Linked DNA regions of Homo sapiens: region 2 is linked to region 1. Evidence: read pairs that join two places in POLR2A ChIA-PET (ENCODE). Cell type or tissue: A673. All regions are shown on one strand. Links, peaks and the distances in the headings refer to the core of each region. The heading gives the core; the rest is flanking DNA.

Region 1 (5,390 bases), core at 391-5,390:
AACTCGCATGTTTAAACAAACTGCTATTGCCAAGGTACTCTTTGCTGGGCCATCATGTATTTGTCTTCATACAAATTATTCAATGTCTTTTACTGTTTTTAATTAAGCAAGTTATTTATATATTGCAGAATTTCTTTGCTATTGTTTAACTCTTTTTTTTTTTTTTTTTGAGTTGGGAGCCTCACTCTGTCACCCTGGCTGGAATGCAGTGGCGTGATCTCGGCTCACTGCAGCCTCCGCCTCCCAGGTTCAAGCCATTCTCCTGCCTCAGTCTCCCAAGTAGCCAGGACTACAGGCACATGCCAACATGCCCAGCCTGTTTAACTCTTTTTTATGGAAAAATTCAGACATACTCAAAGTAAACAGTAATGCTGTATCCAACCATATATTTATCTTTTCCAATATACAGGTATATTTTGATGCGGGAGGATACTATACGTTATACTTTCTCATTTAAATTATATATATATTCATTTTTTTCTTTTCTGTTTTTTTTTTTTTTAAAGACGGAATCTTACTCTTTTGCCCAGGCTGGTGTGCAGTGGCTCAATCTCAGCTCACTGCAACCTCCACCTCCTGGGTTCAAGCAATTCTCCTTCCTCAGCCTCCCAAGTAGCTGGGATTCCAGGCACGTGCCTCCATGCCTGGCAAATTTTTTTTTAATACTTTTAGTAGAGACAGGGTCCATCATGTTGGCCAGGCTGGTCTTGAACTCCTGACCTCAAGTGATCCACCCACCTTGGCTTTCCAAACTGCTGGGATTACAGGTGTAAGCCACCGTGCCCGAACTATATTCATCTTTATTATTAGTATTCCCATGGTTTTACTACATTATTACTGCAAATAATCTTTTTTTATTTGTCAGTCATCTTCCTTTGATATTCCATGTTCAGTACCCTACAGAGGTAATTTTGCTCACATTCTGTTTGTCTAAAAGTGAAAAATATAGGATTTTAGAATTTAGTAAAATTAGTGTAACTGTCAAGTAAACTTATCATATATTTGTGGTAGTTGTTTTTACCACCATGGTAGAACCTGTAAATACTGACGAGTGTCACCCCTCTTGATTCTGAGATTTTTTTTGTAACATACTTTTTTAAGATGAGGATTGTTGAGGTATATTTACATAAAGTGAAATTTATCCTTTTAAAATGTATAGTTGGTCCAGACATGGTAGTGTGCATGTCATCCTAGTTACTTGGGAGGCTGAGGAGGGAGGATCGCTTAGCTCAGAAGATCTGGGCTACAGTGAGCTATGATTGTGCCACCGCACTCCAGCTTTGGCAACAGAGCAAGACTCTGTCTCAAATAAAATAAAATAAAATAAAATAAAAATAAAATAAAATAAAATAAAATAAAATAAAAATAAAATAAAATAAAATAAAATAATAAAATAAAATAAAAAAATAAATACAATGTATGGTTGGATGAGGCTTGACAAATGTGTATAGTTGGATAAACATCAGTACCATGAAAATAGAGATATTCCTGTCATGCCAAAAAGTTCCCCCATGTGCCTTTGTAGCATTTCCCCTCCACCCATCACTATACCTTGGCAACCACAGATATGCTTTCTGTCACTATAGTTTTACACTTTCCAGAATGTCACAAAAATGGAACAATAGCATGTAGCCTTGTGTCTGGCTGCTTTCACTTAGCATAAAGGTTTTGAGATTGATTCAGGTTGTTGTATATGTTATTACTTTTCCTTTTTATTGCTTTCCTTACATCCTCCAATGTATGGGAACAAAACTTTAAAAAAATTTTTTTTGAGAGACAGAGTCTTGCTCTGTCACCCAGGCTAAAGTGCAGTGCCACAATCATAGCTCACTGCAGTTTCGAACACCTGGGCTCTAGGGATCCTTCTGCCTCAGCCTCCCAAAGCGCTGGGGTTATAGGTGTGAGCTACCTCATCTGGCCCCTAAAATTTTTTTTTTTTTTATTCTTTCACCTATTAATGGACATTTGGAATATTTCTGTTTTAGACTATTGTAAGTCAAAGTGGTATAATCATTCATGTACAGGCCTTTGTGTAGTCATATATTTTCATTTTCCTTGAGCAAATACTTGGAAATAGAACTGGTGAGTCATAAAAGTATAGATTTAACTTGATAAAAAAAACTGCCAAATTGTTTTTCAAAGTAGCTATATTATTTTGCATTTCTACTGACATTGTATGAGAGTTCCATTTGATATCTTTGTGAGCACTAGGTATTGCCATCTTTTTCATTTTAGCCGTTATTGTCGGTATGTAGTGGCATCTCATCGTGCTTTTAATTTTTCTTTTCCCGATGACTGATGGTGTTGAGCATGTTTTTTGGTGCCTTTTGTCTATTCATTTTCTTTTGTGAAGTATCTGTTCATATTGAGTCCATATTTATATGGGGTAATAAGAACTCTTTATTTTGGAAACAAGTTCTGTAATATATATATCTTTTACAAATATGTCCTCCAAGTCTATGGATTTGATTTCTATTTTATTAACATTGTCTTTCAGAGAACAGAAGTTTTAAATTTGGAAACAATCTAGTATATCAATTTTTTTCTTCCTTTTTTTTTTTGTATTTTGAGTCCTAAGAAATTTTTGCCTAATCTAAGTTCACAAAGATACCCTCTTATATTTTCTTCTAAAAATGCCATAGCTTTAGGTTATCAGTCATGTGCTACTTAATCAAATTTCAGTCAACAAAGCAGCACATATACAACACTGGTCTCATAAGATTATAATGGAGCATATATAGAAACATAATAAATGGCACTTGACATTGCATTGCAGATCAAGTAGGAGAAATAATTGGTATTCAGTAATGATGCTAGGTCCTTTGGTTTTTCATATGAAAAATATATATATAAATAAAAATACATATAACATATAGGTTTGTGTAAATACACTCTGTGATGTTCTCACAATGACAGCATTCCCTTAACAATGCATTTCTGAGAACATATCCCATAGCTAAGTGATAGATGACTTAGATGTAGGTCTATAAACTATTATTTTTGTAGCATATAATTCTTTTATATGCTACAAAATAAAGGTAGCAGTTCTGATTTTTTTATTTTTGTTTTGGTTTGTCATTTTACATATGGATTTTCAGTTGTTACAACACTCATCAAAACACAGAAGACTATTTTGCCCTCCTTAAATTTCCTTGGCACCTTCACCAAAAACCAATTGGCAATGTATGTGTAGGTCTGTTTCTGAACTCTATTCTCATTCATTGGTCTATTCATCAGCCTTATACTACAATGGCTTGATTACTGTAGCTTTATAATAAGTCTTGAAGGCCAGGCACGGTGGCTCATGCCTGTAATCCCAGCACTTTGGGAGGCCGAGGCAGGTGGATCACTTGAGGTCAGGAGTTTGAGACCAGCCTGACCAACATGGCAAAACCCCATCTCTACTAAAAATACAAAAATTAGCTGGGCGTGGTGTTGCACACCTGTAATCCCAGCTACTCGGGAGGCTGAGACAGGAGAATCACTTGAACCCAGGAGGTGGAGGTTGCAGTGAGCCGAGATCATGACACTGCACTCCAACCTGGGCAACAGAGCAAGACTCTGTCTCCAAAAAATAAATAAATAAATAAGCCTTGAAATTATATAGTGTTTACCCTACTGTATTCCTTTTCAATATTGCTTTGTCTTTTGTAGGTCCTTCGCTTTTCTGTATGAATTTTAGAATCAGCATTTTAAGTGTATACAATTTTGTTGGAATTGTGTTGGATCTGTTGACTAATTTGGAAGAATTTACTTCTGAATAATATTTAGTCTTCTGGTCCCTGAAAAGAGTATCGTTCACTTTTAATTTATCCCCACAATGTTCTCTAGTTTTTTTAATACATTTTGTTAGATTTATCCATAGGTATTTTGTGTCCTTTTATGCTCCTGTAAATGGCATTTTTTAAAATGTAAATTTCCAGGTTTCCCTTGCTAAGTATAGAATTATTATCGATTTTCTTATATTAACCTTTTATTCTGTGACCTTGCTGAACTCCTTTTATTAGTTCTTGTGGATTTTTGGTTAATTCTAGAAGATATAGGATCATTTTGTCTGCACATAAAGACATTTTTATTTCTTCCTTGTAATATATATGCCTTTTATTTATTTGTTTTGCCTATTACGTTGAAGGAAGACTAGTACAATTTTGGATAGAAATGATAGGACTGAACAGCCTTACCTTGTAGCCAATCTTAGGGGGAAGGCATTTAGTCTTTCACCATTAAATATGATGTTATTGCGGCTGGGTGCGGTGGCTCACACCTGTAATCCCAGCACTTTGGGAAGCCGAGGCAGGCAGATCACGAGGTCAGGAGATCAAGACCATCCTGGCTAACACGGTGAAACCCCGTCTCTACTAAAAAATACAAAAAATTAGCCAGGCATGGTGGCGGGTGCCTGTAGTCCCAGCTACATGGGAGGCTGAGGCAGGAGAATGGCGTGAACCCAGGAGGCAGCGCTTGCAGTGAGCCGAGATTGCACCACTGCACTCCAGCCTGGGCAACAGAGCCAGACTCCATCTCAAAAAAAAAAAAAAAAATGATGTTATTACTAAGTTTTTTTAGATGACTTTTCTTATGTAGAGGAAACTTCCTTTTTTTACTAGTTTGTTTAGAGAAGAAATGGAACATATGAACTTTTTTTCCTTTGGCGGAGAAGGGGAAGAAGAGGTGGTTATTATAAAGGTGGATATGAAGAAAATAGCTAATGTTCTAGCACTACTATAAGTGAAGGAATTAGGCTTTTATGAATGTTCACTCAGGCATGGTGGCTTACATCTGTAATCCCAGCACTTTGGGAAGCCGAGGTAGGAGAGTCCCTTCAGCTTAGGAGTTCGAGATCAGGCTGAGTAACAGAGGAAGACCTCGTCTCTATTCTATAAAAAACAAACAAAGGAAAAGACAAAACAAACAAAAAAGAACAAATTTTTTTCAGAAACAAAATTTAAATAAAAAAGAAAGAAAAAAGATCACAATAAAAGTGGTCCTGACACAGGGGAGTTTATACTCACTCACAGGCTTTATTTCCACTGGCATCTAGCAGGTGCTAGCTGGGAGTCCTGAGAGCATATCCATTAGTGGAGCAGAAGTTCAAAACTCTGCCTATTTTCAATACCCCTTTCTTACACTAAACAAAAGCCTTAAGCCATTGTGGAAGAGGCAGAGTACCCCCTCCTCCAACCTCAAAGCCTAGTCCATGATGGACTGCTTCTGGTGATGGGATAGGGACAAATGCTGCCTACCCCTGGGGAGTGGGCAGGAAACCCTGTTGGACTCAGGACCCTGCACTGATATAAGACAGAGATCTGTTACTGCCAGGGTAGAGGCAGAGACCCCTTTAGCACCACCTGCAGTTACAAGACATAGTTTTGTTAGTGGTGGGGGACAGG
Region 2 (5,390 bases), core at 302-5,301, 360 kb before region 1:
TTATTATCCCTGTTTTTCAGCTGAGGAAACAAAAGGCACAGAGAGGTTCATACCTTCTCTATGATCAACAGCTATCAAATGTGTAGCTGAGAGCTGCACACAGCTGTCTGATTCTAAAATTTACTTTTTTGAGGAACACATGTTGAAGAAGAAAAAGTATTACAGTAATATTGTTCAAATAAGCAGAACCTGGCCTTGCTTCATTTTCTGATAATTTTGGTTAATGAAGACTTTACTGTAGCTTAACATACCTAAGTCTCAAGATAAACTTAATTACAGGAAAACAGATAATTACTGGAAATAATGTCAATCAACAAGGAAACTTTTCGTTCATTTGAACTAAAGATTTATTGGTGAGTATAAGCATGTTATTCAAAATAGGAATCAGAGTGAAAATTTTTGGGTAGTTAGTTCAGATGGTAGCCACATGAACTTGGGGGCTTTAAAAAAGAGCAGGTGTAAATAAGCATATGATTAGCCCACAATGTCCTCTCTGTGGGAGGAACAGTCCTTCCCTTGGTTTGTCCACTACCCGCAAGATGCGTGGTTTACTACTGATGTATTTCAAAGTTACACTTCCTTGCCTTACTATAATTAGATTATACGCATAAATTGTATTAAACAATTAGGAAGGGCCACTGCACTCCAGTCTAGGCAAAACAGTGAGACTCCATCTCTAAAAATATTAAAACATAACAAAAGACAATTGGGAAGGAGAAGAACTGGCTCAAATAGTGACACTATTTCAGGTTCCACATCCCACAGTTCTGTCTCTCAGCCTGAGTATTTCCAAGTGAATCTCCAATGTTCCCTTTGGGCTTTAGTTTTGCTGTTTTGCCTCGGAGGCTGCTTTTGCTCAAAAAGTCTGTTGCCACATTCCAGATGAGTCTATACAAGATTAGTCTAGCAGAGTTTTCATAGATACTGGCTGTCTTCTCCACAAAGTCAGGCTGCTTTGCCAAGAAGTCAGACTTTACTCAGCAGGGCAGTGCCAGCTTTAACCTGGACACATTTTGTGCAAGGAGAGCTGCTACGTTTTATGGGCGAAGTCTTGAAGTTCTGTGAAGCAATGACTTTTTTCCATCCACTGAGTAGCATTTCATTCATTTTTACATCCAAGGCAGGAAAATTCACCAGGTTTAAACTACACTGGGTAGAAAGCCATCAGGGTCTGAAGAACTGTTCTAAACTAACACAACTAAAATTGTCATTTAACATTTGATGCTCAGAATGATCGGTACCCCAGAAGGGAAATTCGACTGGCATTAGGACAGGAATATGAATGTTTTTTCCAGAAATCATGATGAAATGTTTTATCACTCATTCTAATAATTATAACATACAACACAGCAACTGGCTAAAAAGTATATAATTTTGAATTATATTCTCTAAAGAGCAGAACATTAAAGATTACTAAAAGATTATTGGTCTTTTTCTAATGCAGTGCTTAGCAGAAAAGTACTCAACAGGCATTAACAGGCTAACATTTGTTCCAATGAAAAAGAAAATAAAACTGGGATCTATGTTGGTTAAAATTACTATAATCACAAGCAAAACTAGAAATACTCAGCTGGAAAGCACTAAAAACAAAAAAGCCCACATCATTCTCCTAATCCAATCAAAGATAAGAACCTTACTCTTGCCTATGTAAGACAAAATCATTAATAAAATAATTGTTAACATAAAATAAAGGATCATTTAATTACAGGTATGCCTCACATTATGTACATTTGCTTAATAAAATTTACATCTTGAACTGTTCAAGTTGCTCATGAATTCCTCTGAACTTTTGTTTAAACAAAGAAATTTCAGACTGCTGGGCATGAACCGTTACAGAGTGACACCTAGAGAAGTGGCATTGTAGGTTAGGTTCCTTGTCTAATTATTCAGACAAAAGCAAGAGTGGGTACAGAGTTCTCATAGTGTCAAAAGTATAGTTTGAAGACTGCCAAGTTTGAGAAAGAAAAATCCAATGATCTGGAAAAGAGGGAGAAGGCTGAGGATTAGGAAGGAGAAGTAGATTTCTAGAGAATGAAAAGTATCAACAGGTTTCAAAAATGCTACAAGAAGAGTATTTCCAGTATCCCGACTCCAACTTGGCTACCACATAAATTATTCTTTCTTCACTAAAAAGTATATTTTAGTATATTAGAATTAAAAAAAATTCTTCCTGTGATACATCTGAATTTAATCTGGAAAGTAGAGGAAAACACTATATCTTTTATAGGAATTTACGTCAATATTGTGGGAAAGCCTCTATTTTGTAAAGTAAGAAATGCCAATAGTAAGTGATACCAAACAACAAAATAAATATCCAGATCTCAACATAGATTTTTTTTTTTAAAACACTACCATTCTGTTTTGTTAAAGGACTGCACTGTTGCAATATTATCCCATTTCTTTCAGCACTTTCAGAGGAAAGCACAATCAATTCTGCAAGCTAAGAGAACTAGGACAATATAAACTGATGGTTCAGGAACTTCCCTGGAGGGCTCCACAGAATGTTCTATTTTTAACTCTCACTTTAACCAAGAAGAGAGCAGGAAGGAAATGCAGTGCTCAGCACAAAAGTATTGAACAGGCATTAACAGGCTGATTTTATTTTATATAGGTGATCTGAACTAGCATTTGTTCTAAAGGAAAGCATTCTTAATAACACAGAAATAATCAGAAAAATTACAAAAAGTATTAAAGAAATGCTTAGAATACCCATGAATCTAAGGTTATTTCACTTAATAGTACCTATTAATTTTTTTTCCAGACTGTGCTTGTACAATAGAAGCACTGTGAAGGTAGTTTTCTTTTTTTTTTTTTTTAAAGATGAGCCATTTTACTAAAGCCAAATTTATTTGTAACTAGGCATCTACAAGACCAAATTGTTAAAACCTCAAGCTTATAATCTTGGGCTTCTGTCTGTGGCACTATTTTAGTAGGTGGGCAAGTTCAACTAAAGCCAGCCCCATGGGTGTATTTGGAAGGAGATGCAATTGCCATCACACTTGATTATCCCTTCTCATCTCTCATCCCCTCTTCTCTCACTCCTGTGCCTGAAATAAACATATACATATACAAAAACCAATTCTAACAAAAACAGTCACACAGAGTTTATTGCTCACAGCTATTTAAAGAACTATTCCATGGAAGAGTCTATACAACTCAAGGAAATCTGTGGGTACTTACCAGATATATTTGGCTCCAGATTTCAGTGGCGGCAGGTTAATGGAGAAGGGAAAAGGGAAATAGGTGGATTTGTAGGTATTATACAATGTCTGAATCTATGCTGAATCACACAATACATACTAAGAAATGCTCACAGAAATCAATGAAAAAACAAGAATAGCCAGAGCCACTACCTAGTAATTTACAAATACAAAATTCCTATTACTTGGATTGAAAGTTGTCAGTAAAGAAATTGACTTTGTGCCTTGAGTCCCTATTTGACATAGCCGACTCTCCTATCAATAAGCCCCCTCACCTGCTTACCCAGTAGTGCTGACTTTTCTTTGCTCGCCTTTTACACCCTAGTTACTCTTAAATTTGTGCCTTCAAATTCTGTCAACAATATGCACACATTGAAGACTGTTTATCCTAACAAGTTTCTTCCATAGTGTCGTTCATCAGGATCCTACCATAGTCTGCTGGTAACAAAGCTTAATCAACTTGGAACCATATGATTCTGGGTTATCTGGAAAGCTAAGACTAAAGATATAATACATTGATAATCTTTGAAGTTATCAAATGGTTGCAAAACTAAAAGTATAGTTTCACAGAATCATTTTGCTTTCCACAGGTATGCAACAACATCATCGTTTGGAAAAAAAAATTAAATTATATCGTTGGTAAGAACCGAGACCAAGTAGCTTCAAATGCATTTAGGTGTATTAGGTCCGTTTGATGTCATGCTTTCATATATAACAATATCCCTAAAAAGTTGTGTAGCAATAGGGAGAGACATATTTGACTTCTGCTAATGAGTTTGGTATGCTTAAAACATTAAGCTTTTTAGATAAGCTCAAAACCAAACTGAATTTGTCATCCAAATCTACTTTGGAAAAGAAATAAGCAATAGCTTTCACAAATTTTTAACAGGTAAATTATATTAGGCCAAAGATGTCACTTAAATTCTAATCCCTATTTCTGAGTATGATGCATGATTTAAAGGTATTACAATTAATGAAAAATATAAACAAATGTTAACACCTTCATACAGCATTAAAAAAAGCAAAAAAGCAGTGGAAACCTGAGTAAAAAGAAGCCAGGAAGCAGCTGAAAAAGAGACCGGTTCACTGTGAGAAATGTAAACCTCTCAGACAGTGCTACGGCCCCGAATCCAACAGCTCAGGAACAAGGCCAATTATTGCAAAATATTAAATGTATATGGTGAAGCTACAAACTTGTCAAGAGTCATAAGAATAATAAAAGCTACACAGAAAACAGCTAGGGCTTTGTAAACCTAAAATCTTCACTATAATTACTACCTGCAGAAAGTTTCTTTATACTATACCACACTCCTTATATGCAGTGTACTTCACAGTATTCAAAGCATACATTTTATGATAAAGGTTTAAAGTAATAAATCTTTATTAGTGAAACTGGTAAGTAATCTGATCTTTTGAAATAGTTGCTTTCATTGACTCCAGTTATTGACAGTTGGTTGCCAAGCTGTTACAAACCAATTCTCTATTATTCTACCTTTTAGAACTAGAAATGACTCACATGAGACACAAAGAATTATGGAGTTTTACAGTACACAGAGGCTTCAACAGACAACACAGTAAAAATTCCATACTTTGCAAATGAGTCCAACTGAAACTCAGTGGCTTTAAGTGATATGCCTAACACCAGTTACAAATGACTAAGGGCCATCAGGATTCTGACTTTTATTTTGTTGTTCTTTCCCATTATACAGTGCATTGTTCAGAAAGTCTTATGTGTGTAGCCAGGGTTTCTTCTGTTTCTGTTGACAGGGGTTTACTCAACCTTGTTTTGAATGAACAGTTCAGTAGTTTCACATTCATAACAAAAGACTAGTACATTCATTTCCCCAGCAGTAATGTTAGTCCTGATTTCAGTTGTGGTCCACTGGGACACATGGATAAAAGACCTAGAGCATTTTATCCTTGAGATATTTCCCCATCCTCCTCCCTATCCACCAAAGGAAAAATAATGAAAGATCCTGTATTTCTACTGCCCATACCCTATCTGGTCTAAAAATACTTTGCTCAGTTGGGCTTGTTAATTTAGGGCAAAATTTCTTTAAGTTCAAATACAAACTTTTAAACATTACTTGTGCCACAGTGAAAAAAAATTGCTCCAAGTCTACTAGTGTTTTCATTATTTGGTTGAATAATTAGTTTCACCCTTTTATGTAATTAAAAAAAAACATGCTT

What was found. ChIA-PET counts read pairs that join two places held together with the same protein. Peaks named below come from ENCODE experiments on the same cell type or tissue, not always from the same donor. Only the 100,000 strongest peaks of a DNase experiment are listed, where the experiment ranks them.
Region 2: POLR2A ChIA-PET joins it to region 1 with 5 read pairs; 2 of 35 experiments call an interaction of 5 or more read pairs at or near these places.

The regions. Positions count from the first base shown.
Region 1 is chr2:135,308,133-135,313,522 of GRCh38, reverse strand. ZRANB3 (zinc finger RANBP2-type containing 3) reads left to right here. Exons shown (of 21, transcript NM_032143.4): 8 at 1-34. Among named protein-coding and RNA genes, the nearest start is that of SNORA40B, 170 kb to the right of the region's middle. In A673, for the core only: no CTCF peak of the experiment used is centred there; no DNase peak of the experiment used is centred there.
Region 2 is chr2:135,664,348-135,669,737 of GRCh38, reverse strand. All of the region lies in intron 19 of R3HDM1 (R3H domain containing 1), which reads right to left. It overlaps MIR128-1 (microRNA 128-1), which reads right to left and starts at 4,341; the gene lies at 4,260-4,341. LOC124907893 (a long non-coding RNA gene) reads right to left here. Exons shown (of 2, transcript XR_007087245.1): 1 at 3,181-5,390; 2 at 330-1,977. RefSeq lists an enhancer at 4,924-5,023. In A673, for the core only: no CTCF peak of the experiment used is centred there; a DNase peak (open chromatin) is centred at 2,497.